2 separate regions of the Homo sapiens genome follow, and region 2 is linked to region 1. The links are chromatin loops, found by intact Hi-C in ENCODE. Cell type or tissue: endothelial cell of umbilical vein. All regions are shown on one strand.

What was found. Peaks named below come from ENCODE experiments on the same cell type or tissue, not always from the same donor. Only the 100,000 strongest peaks of a DNase experiment are listed, where the experiment ranks them.
Region 2: it touches region 1 in a loop (4-fold over the local background); 1 of 110 quality-filtered maps calls a loop at or near these places.

Annotation. Positions count from the first base shown.
Region 1 is chr3:158,843,575-158,848,574 of GRCh38, forward strand. No RefSeq gene overlaps it. Among named protein-coding and RNA genes, the nearest start is that of MFSD1, 44 kb to the left of the region's middle. RefSeq lists enhancers at 2,306-2,600, 3,755-3,804, 3,975-4,044. In endothelial cell of umbilical vein, a CTCF peak has its summit at 2,378 (motif pointing right); no DNase peak of the experiment used is centred here.
Region 2 is chr3:159,189,300-159,194,299 of GRCh38, forward strand. The region is part of intron 1 of IQCJ-SCHIP1 (IQCJ-SCHIP1 readthrough); the gene reads left to right. The region is part of intron 1 of IQCJ (IQ motif containing J); the gene reads left to right. Among named protein-coding and RNA genes, the nearest start is that of SCHIP1, 81 kb to the right of the region's middle. In endothelial cell of umbilical vein, no CTCF peak of the experiment used is centred here; DNase peaks (open chromatin) are centred at 1,122 and 2,332; H3K27ac peaks cover 1,534 bases.

The DNA.
Region 1 (5,000 bases):
TGAGCGGGCACCATCCAATCAGGTTGAGGGCCTGGATAGAAAAAAAAGGCAGAGGAAAAGCATATTCACTGTTTCTGCTGGAGCTGGGACACTCTTCTCCTGCCCTTGGACATCAGAACTCCAGGTTCACTGGCATTTGGACTCTGGGACCTGCACCATCTGCCCTCTGGGTTCTCAGGCCTTCAGCCTCAGACAGTTACACCATTGGATCCCCTGATTCTGAGGCCTTTTGACTCAGAATGTGCCACACCGCCGGCATCCCTGCTTCCCCCGCTGGCAGATGGCATATCGTCGGACTTCTCGGCCCCATAACTGCTCAAGCCAACTCCCATAGCAAATCCCCTCTCCTGTATCTGTATAGGAAGTATAGATGGCAATATGGTCCTGGGCCTGGAACAGAGAGAGTGACTGGTCAGACCAGTGTGGGGCTGTTGAAGTGCACGCAGGTGACAAATGACCAGCATCCCAAGCAAGCCCATGCAGGGTGGATGCAGAGCAGGAGATGCTGCTGAGGCAGGAGTGACGGGCCTCATTGGATGTGAGGCATGAGCCAGATGAGTTGAGGGTGTGTCTGAGCTCTACAATGTTGATGACTGTGTGGGTGGTGAGGGTCTGAGGTGAGCACCAGGCTGAGGACTGGAGTTCTGAGGTTGGTGCGGGGGACAGTGGCTCTCCATGAGGTTGGTGCAGGGGACGGTGGCTTTCCATGCCTCAGCCTGCTGAGGGGCTCACCACCCTGCTCCCTGGCTTTAAAATCTGGAGAGCAAAGTTTTTATGGCTGGGCGAGTAAAAAAGCTGTTTTCATTCATTTTGTACCCTATAATTTGTTCATCTGGGGGGCTGGAAAATGCTTAGTAATTTCTGGTGAAGCTGCCTTCCCATCTCCGTGTTGGCTCTTGGAGGGAAGCCGAGGCGGGAATCCACCATGATTTAGCACTGGCTTGGGTCTGGCAGTCCACCCACATGATCTTACTTAATCCTCAGAACAACCTTGTGAGCAAAACATTATTACCCCTGTTTTATGATGAGGAGATTGAGGGTCAGAGAATCCTCTAGGGCCTATTAGGACCCCTAGTCTAGTAGGCAGTACTCTGATCTGGCCCATGGGCTAATGCCCTTCAAAGGACTGTTTTGGGGTAGTGAGAAGTGCTCAAATCCCACCTGTGCCAGGAACAAGTATGCCTTCTAAAGCGCTCACCATATCTCTGAGCCATGATTTCCTCAGCTGTTGTAAAATGAGACAATCCCTTTCTGGGGAGACTGCTGTGAGAATTACCTAGAAGAGAGGCAAGTGCCCCACAGGGCTGCCACGAGGGAGAGAACCCACACATTTTCTCTTTCCCTCTCTTCCCTCTGCCTCTTTTAGAGACAGTGGTAACCTGGAGACCTGAGCTCTTTGGTTTATGTGGCTGGGTGGGAGGGCAGGTGTGGCTTTGCTACCCCAGGATGGACAGGGTCACTTTATCCCTGTCTGTTACTGTCTGTGGACCCAATTTTATCCACCACTGATTCATATGTTGAAGCCCTAACCCCAACGTGACTGTATTTGGAGTAAGAAAGTAATTGTGGTTAACTGAGGTCATAAGGATGGGGCCTAATCTGATATGATTGGTGTTCTTATTAAAAGGAACACTGGCTGGGCACGGTGGCTCATGCCTGTAATCCCAGCTCTTTGGGAAGTAGAGGTGGGAGGATCATTTCAGGTCTGGAGTTCGAGACCAGCCTGGCCAACATGATGAAACCCCATCATTACTAGAAATACAAAAATTAGCAGGGCGTGTTGGCGAGCGCCTGAAATCCCAGCTACTCGGGAGGTTGAGGCAGGAGAATTGCTTGAACCCGGGAGGCAGAGGTTGCAGTGAGCCAAGATTGTGCCACTGGACTCCAGCCTGGGAGACAGAGTGAGACTCCGTCTCAGGGAAAACAACAACAGCAACAACAACAACAACAAAACAGAAACAAAGGGACACCAGAAAGCTTGCTCTCTCTGCCATGTGAACACATGGATTTAAATCTGTGAGTTGACTTTAGCATTTAATATTTTATCTCCATCTGGAGAATATCTTGAACAAATGAAACCATTTGATGGAGTCTCATAAATGCCTTCAGACAGTAAAAGTTTGTTTTTATAAGTTTTTAAAAATAATAACTTGATTCATATGTACAATTCTTAATTTGCAAAGATGAACTAGGGACTTATTTACATCACAGCATAATTACTTGATTTTTAACAGGTTTATATAAGGGGGGCCCCCTGTGTACAATTAATTAGGTGGTGGATTAAAGTAGCAGGTGGTTTTTTTGGAATTAATTTTCTAACGTGCTTCAAATCCACTGGATAACTTGATGTTATTTGTCCACCTGACCACTAGGTGGCAATAAAGACCAACAGGTTACAATCCCTCCCGCTACCTGCTGCCCCGCCTCAACCCCAGAAATGGAAGCCAGAATTAGGGTCTTGTCCAGGTATAGCAGCTGTGAAAGAGATATGATTCATTGAAGACATGTAAAAAAATCCCACCGATCAAAGAATCTCCTATTGGTCTGTTGTCTGCAGTTACTATGTTAGGTTCACACAAAGGAATAGAGTGTAGCCAGTTGAAAGCTGCCTGTTGGGATGATTCTTCAGACTATCCCGTGAGATAGGCATGGCAGGCACCTTTCCCCCATTTTACAGCTGAGGAAACTGAGGTTCAGAGAGGTTAAGTAGAAGTCATGTCTGTGGTGATTTGGGGAAAGCCTGGACTTTTTACAAAGCAAAGATTCAGCAAGTTCCCAGATTTCCGGGGAATGTTTTCTTACCTACTTGTCCCTCCAGTGCCTGTCACCACCACCTGGAAGAAGAAAGACATGGAAATAAAATAGCAAGTCATCTCTCAAGTCACTAGATATAGCACCTCTGTCATAGATGACAGAACCCTAGCTCAAAAAGCATGATCTGGAGATAATAAAAAGAAAGATAATATATAATATTAAAATAAAAACTGACAAGAGTGAGACCCCTCTCCCATCCAAGTACTAACCAGGCCCAACCCTGCTTGGCTTCTGATATCAGGCGCATTTAAGGTGGCATGGCTGTAGACACATAGCAACCCTATACTCAGTTTAAGATATACCTTGAGTCTGATCATAAACGGCACTGATGTTAGCTTTTTAATGATTTTGTATTATATTTTTACAACGTAGGCTTACATTTTCTCTGTACCTGGGCCCCTCTTCCATGTTTGAATTGTCCTGAAATATGGGAATCCAAGGGCTTTTATTTTTTCACAATCAAAGCAAATTGGGTTCTTTAAATAATTTAGAAGACTTTCTAGAGACAGTGAGTACTTAATTTCAATAATTAATTTGTACAGCAGCTTGCACATTTTTGTGTTCTGTTTACAAGGATCTGACACAAGTTCAACTTTGTGTAAACAGGGAGTGATTGGGAAACTTGTATTGTCACAGCAGAGAAGGTGGCTGCTCTGAAATCAGTGTGACTCTGGAAAAATAATTACTACCTTTCTCTTTTTAATCCGTATGTACATTTGTGTGATACCCCAAATTGACTCTGAAATCAGAATTTTTAAACTCAATTAATGATGTGGTAAAAATAGCTGTAGCTATATTGTCCTGTAGTTGTGAAAGCCCATCACTGCCTCTAGGCTCAGGACTCTGAAAGGGGATTTTGAAAAAATCTTTTTCCTTTTACTTTCATTTAGCATCAAAGATCTTTAAATGCATCATGACTGAGTCTTTCCTGTGTGCTGTGTATGAAGAAATGTAAAAAGCTGGTTTGGTTTGGGGCAAGATAAGATATCAGTTGCAGAGCCGGGGGCTCCAGGAGTCGTGGCAAAGTTGCCTAAGGCATCTGCAGAGTAGGGGCTGTATCCCAGGACCCCTCCTTTGATCTGGTCTTACCCTCAGGCAGCATGTTCCCCTGACAGCCTGCCTGGAAAATGCTACTTACAGTGCTAACACCCTGGTGTGCTGCCCACCATCAGAGCTTTCTTGTTGCTATAGGATTTCTGGGGTGGGAGGGTGGTGCTGGCGGGGGAAGAATCTACAGCAGCTCTGGACACTCAACATGTTGGGGAGGAGGGAGAACCATGCTGTCTTAGCCTGAGTCACCCAGAAAGCAGAGCCAAGGCTGAATGGGCTACCGTTTTATTGGAGAGTGTAATCCGAGGGAGCAGGAGTGAGGGACAGGGGAATGACCTGTTGAAGGCGGGAGAACCAAATGTGAGGATTTGAAGATGCATTATTGAGTTGGCCCACACCCAAGGCAACTGAGTGCTCAATCCCAAGGGACGGTCCTCTGAGAATCTGAAACCTGCATCTCCTGTGTCTCAGGAATCGATTGTGCCTCATATCCTCAGGCACAGGAGAGGGAAGCATTTATCCAGCAGCTCCTGTCTCCTTCTGGCCAGGCCCACACTCCCTGGATGAGCTTCAGGGCTGCTCTTCCTGCAGGGGCTTTGAGAAAGTTCTCCTCCAAAGGGGGCTGTGACAGCGGGTGCATGGCACATCCTGTGAGAACAGAAGAGGATCAGAAAGAGAAGACACACTTAAAGAGAGAGGATTTCCTTTGTCACGGACCCTATTTTACTTTTGCCCTTTGAAGTATTAATCCCTCCCTCCCCACATACTCCTGGGTGCCTCTTCATGGGAGATGAAGGGTTCATGCTGTATCTGGCCCTGGATAGTTTCATGGGAAGTGATTTTTCCAGTTTCTTTTTACTGTTATTTTTTCTATTGACTTGTCTATCTTTTGGTTATTGATTTCTAGGAGTTTTAAAAATATATTTTGGGTAAAAGTCTTTACATTACACATTACAATAATTTTTTTCCTACTCTGTGCCTTACCTTTTCTCTGGCATAATGGTATATATGTATTTTTTTTTGAGGATTGGAAGTTCTTAATTTTAATATAGTCCAAATTATCAATTTTTGTTTTATGGTCCTACTTTTTGTATCTGGTTTAAGAATCTTTCTCTACCTTGGGGTCATAAAGATAT
Region 2 (5,000 bases), 350 kb after region 1:
TCATACCCTTTGAGGCTGGGGACAAGGGGACAAGGATTGCTAATATTGTTTATTTTGGTTTAGCTATCTATAATTAACAAATCAACGTTTAGTCCTTTACAGTTTGCTAACAGCCCCTATAACCTTTAGCACTGGAACATTCAAGACCAGTATTGTTCTAGCAAATTTTGGCTCTTTCATCATTTTACTCTGCACAAACTTCATTCTCTGGCACTAGAGGGAGATGGTGACAGGTGATTCCTGAAACTGATTGGAGTAGACAATGAAGCTCTAGAAACTAATTGTGTGTACTTTGCTGCCCTAGGGTCGTTTTAGTGGCTGATATACTCCCACCCACCACAGCATCTTTGCCAAAGAACATTGGTGTTTAGTCTTTGCCAAGAGTAGGAATTTTTAATCCTCTTTCAAGAAGACTCAGGTTTGGATAAGGCAGAGAGGCCGTCACTAGTCGTTCCCCTTCTGAAAAGAGGTGTCTGATCTTCTGTGGATCCAATCTCAGGCTCAGACAAACCATGAGCACTCCTGTGAAGCAGGCAAACCTGGACTTCCAAGTCCTAACTGTTCTTTCCCCTCATTGCTGAATTCTGATCTCTCCCTCCTCAAGTCTGCACTTATGCTAGGGTTCTTCAAAACTCACTCAGGAAAGGGCCTAACAAACCCATTTGTATCAAGATAGGAATGCCTGAAAATATTCACCCTTTGTCAAGAAGTGAACCCTTAATCATAAAGATTCAGGCCTCAATGAACTGTGTCTATGGCATGGAGGATAGATACAGTTTTAGGCAGGATCCCTTCCATCCCAGTGTTCCTGATACGTGGCTGGCCCTAAGTACCAGTTCCCTGTGTGTGACCAGAGGATTAGCACCCTGCTCAGCTGCAGTGGGTGGAAAAACCTCTCCTTTCTCAACCAAGACTCTTCTGGATTTGTGCCATCATTTGATCCTGGGATCTTGCAGTTCTCTCAGCATATAATCAAGAAAAACAGCCATCTGTCTCACTGCCCTGTGTTTCAAATGCAAGTTTTCAATTCAGCAAACATTTCCTGAGCACCTACTTCTGCCAGGGCATGTTTAAAGCTCTGGGCTAGATTTGGTAGTGCTGACTTCCGAGATTTACAGTCTCATTAGGGAATGCATTCTTCTCTGGTAATGGAAGGACACATGAGTGTTAAGGTGAAGCTGAGGAGAGGCGCATGAATCATAAGTAGGAAGGACTGCTTCAGAGGCAGCTGGAAGTTTAGCAGTGCCTTGTTGCATTTGACAGGAATTGAGGGATGAAAGGAAAGTCATTCCTGGCAGTAAGACAGCCGTGAGGTACATACTTGGATGAAGCTATAGCTGAAGGGAGGTCAATGGAGTCAGCATCCTGGGGTCATTAAGGATGCAGCACTGAACTGAGATGGACCTGTGTCCCGGTTCTAGCTTCACTGCTACCTTGGACATTTTGCTGAACTTTTCCATGCCTCATTTTCCAATATGAGAAATGTGGATAATAATAGTAGCTACCCTGTAGGCTTAATGTCAGGAGTAAAAGATATTTAGGTTAAGTTCTTGGAAAAGTTCCTAGCACATAGCAGTGGCTCAAAAGGTGTTCTTGTATAGTTAGGGGAACATTAGACATTGTACCAAATAAACCTCCACATTGCAATGCTTAACACAATAAATATCTATTTTTAGTCATATTTCAGTCTTATGCGGATGTTCCTATTCTCAGGGATTCTTGAATTCAATGACTTTACTGCCCCCAGGAATCTCAGTGCCCTTGACATGTAGTCAACAGCAATTGGAGTGGGGAAAACGCAACTCCTCCTAGCCTTTACATAGGCCTGAAAATAACATTTCTTTTTTTGGTGGAAACGGGTTCTGCAGCCCTAGTTGGATGCAGTAGGTAGTGAGAAACACAGTTCCTGGCTAGACGGAGGCTTCCCAGCACCTTCTCTAGGCTCAGGTTGGAGGAGCATGGGTTTAGGTGTACAGTTAGCCATCCCTGCCTCAGTTAAGATGATGAAGATGAGGAGGAGGAGGCTGGGGTTGGATCATGGAGCATCTTGGTTTACAGACTGAGGACCTAAGATGATTTTGTCTAAAGACATTAGGATTTGGGGGACAGAAATGGTATATCTCATTAGACACCATCTGAAATTCATTGCTCAGTTTTGATTTTTCCTCAGGGTGGGAGGGTGATACTTCCTGAGGCCGACAGAACAAGTGGTCATCGTGTTTTCCCTGTCATTGCTGAAATGAAGTGGGCGATGGGATTTATAGCCTATATAAGGCTTTGAGTCAGTTTATTAGAGTGAGTTCATGCAGAGGGTTAGCCAAATAGCCCTCCAAGTTGAGAAATAATAACACTGCAGCTTTATCTCTGCTTTTATCTGAGGAGCTACAAAGTACTTTACAAAGCCTGACAGCATCCCCCTAAGGTGACTAATATTATAGCTATTTTAGCAGGGAGATTTTATCTCTGGTACAAGTTAGTATAAAGCCATTCTGGAAATACTCTGGCCAAGGTTAAAAATTCTATTTGAGAAACGGAGGCAGTTGGACACAAGCTCTGTTTCCCATTCTTCCCATTAGGGACTATATAGAAATCTGTATTTTATCATTATGATGATTTTCCTGTTGGTATCTTTGGTACATTCCTCCATAAAGGAGACCAGTGAAGCCATTGAAACCCTTCCATACATTTTCATCAGAAAATGATTTCCCTTAGGAAACTGACCTTTCCTCCTCAGAGAAGTGACAGTCCTATAAGTTCAAGAGGTGAGAGCAAAATCTATGCTCTTAGAAAAGTTCATGCATGACTATGCCAAAAGCTTTAGTGAGACTTTGCTGTCCAAGGTGACTTTCTAGATGATCTTGTTGGTAAAAATCAGAATTTTGGCTTCTTTAGGCATACTCTCCCTGGCATCTCTCTCTGTTTAAATGTTATTGATAATTTATGTGCTTTGGAGACAGATCTCTTTTTAGAATCCAGGCATTACCTCTCCTATCAAGGGCAATTTTTGGGGTGGAGGGCAGTTTTTCTTGTGTTCATTACATACAAAACTTGTATCCTGGTGCTATAGGTCCAGTCCCTCATACTCTGAGATGGATATTTGCATGCAGGGAACTTCTTGGGGAGTGGTTTTATGAACCACATACATAAGAGAGTGAAGGAAGCAGAGTTGCGGAGAGGTAGAAATTGAACTGTGAAGCAATTGTGACAAAGACCTCAGCTAGTCCTACTGGGAACTCTGGAGCTAGCATGGCCCTTCAGAGTTATTTGGAGTTGAGACAAAAGGACCTGGTTTTTGATCAGCCATTGCAGTTGATTGCCTGTAGAAGGGGGCGGAACCTTAGGCAAGGAGGCCCTCTTCAGCCAAGAGCAATTCCTTAGAGAAATTATATTGTGCATTATCAGTGGCCATTGCCTGGCGTCTGGGGAAATGTGTGTCTTGGTCCTGAAGGGTGGCCTGGACAACACACCACAGCATGCACTACAGGTTATTCCTTGCATGCTCAGGTTCACTGTCTTGAAATATTAAGTTACCTCATCTGGGAACAGGTCCTCAAGAATTCTGGTTAGCCTCTCTCAAGGGGAAGCTTACAAGAAGAAGGTTAGAAGAAGAACCTCAGCCCTGCAATGCAGCTGGTCTTAGGGTCACAGCTGACTCTCACCATTTACCTCCTCTAAGATCCATTCTAGTTTCCTCTCATCCTCAGCTAGCACTTTTGCAAGTCAAAGTGGCTTATCTTGTGAGGCAACCCAGACGGTCATCTCTAAGGGGTCTTAAACACTGGTCACCATCCTTTTCAGTCCGTAACTGCTACATTTGACCTTCAAAATTGGGTAGGAGAGTACTGACAGATACCCTAGTAGACACATGGTCTGCGGAAAATATCTCTCTCTGCAAACCAAGACCTACAGACCTAAAGAGCTTAGAGTTGTGAAGATGAGACACAATTTCACCAAGTGGGTTACTAACAGTGATGATAGTGGGACAACTTCTCCATCTACCTAATGATTCTAGATCCATATATTCTAAGTACTGGTGGTGTACTGGCCTTGAAAGGTGTTATTTCCAATCTGATACCTCAGGGAGTCTTCCAAAGGTCAGCTGAGTCCAGCAGCTTCTGGGATGTTTGATATGTGATAGGAGCAGTGGTCCCATACTCATCTGAGTATACCCATATGAGTATGCCCTCTGCTGCTGAGTATTTCTACCTCTTCCCAACTCTGCTTCACTCTAAAGTGGTTTACTTGGTTTAATGTGATGTTATGTGTGGTTCCATGTTGGTGGATCAAAGATTCTGTAAGAATCTTGTATGGTGGTACAGGCTAAGAACTTATGAGCAAAGGAAGAAAATCTATACCCAAAATATGTGTTAATTCCAGTCAAAATTATTCACTACCCCTTTCTATTAGAATGTAATCAACTTGCCACCAGTTGGATATTTGGTCTTCTCAAGGGATAGTGCCATATGGAGGATCACTGGTCCTTTTCACTGGCAGGCGGGACGTTGGTCAGCAGTGAAATCTAGATAAGACTTAGTACAAGGGACCTCATGATGTCTGGCTTATGTGTACTCTCCAACTCTACCACCATGGATATTTTGTTTTGTGACTGTTGTGCCAAAACTGGTATGGCTGATGACAGATGCTGACTTACATCAAATCCTGTCTACTTGATTTTCAAGGGGTATAGATGTCCAAAAACCCTTCAGACATTTTGATATTCCTCTTCCCTCTGTGTATGGTTACTTGAGTAAATGGTCATAGGTCTTTTGGGGGAAGAACTGAGGAAGTAATTACCATACACACTTGCTGTGGTGTTACAAAATCCTTTTGCTCTGTAACTCAGCCTCTTCTTCAATCAATGGGCTCTAGTCTGAAAACTTGCTCAGATATGAAATTGATGAAAATTGTGTGAGAGATTTTTACTGAAGAATTACCCTTGACCTCCTGATAATCCATCCTTAATTTCTCTTGATTACTTGGCCATCAATATCCTGGTTGGC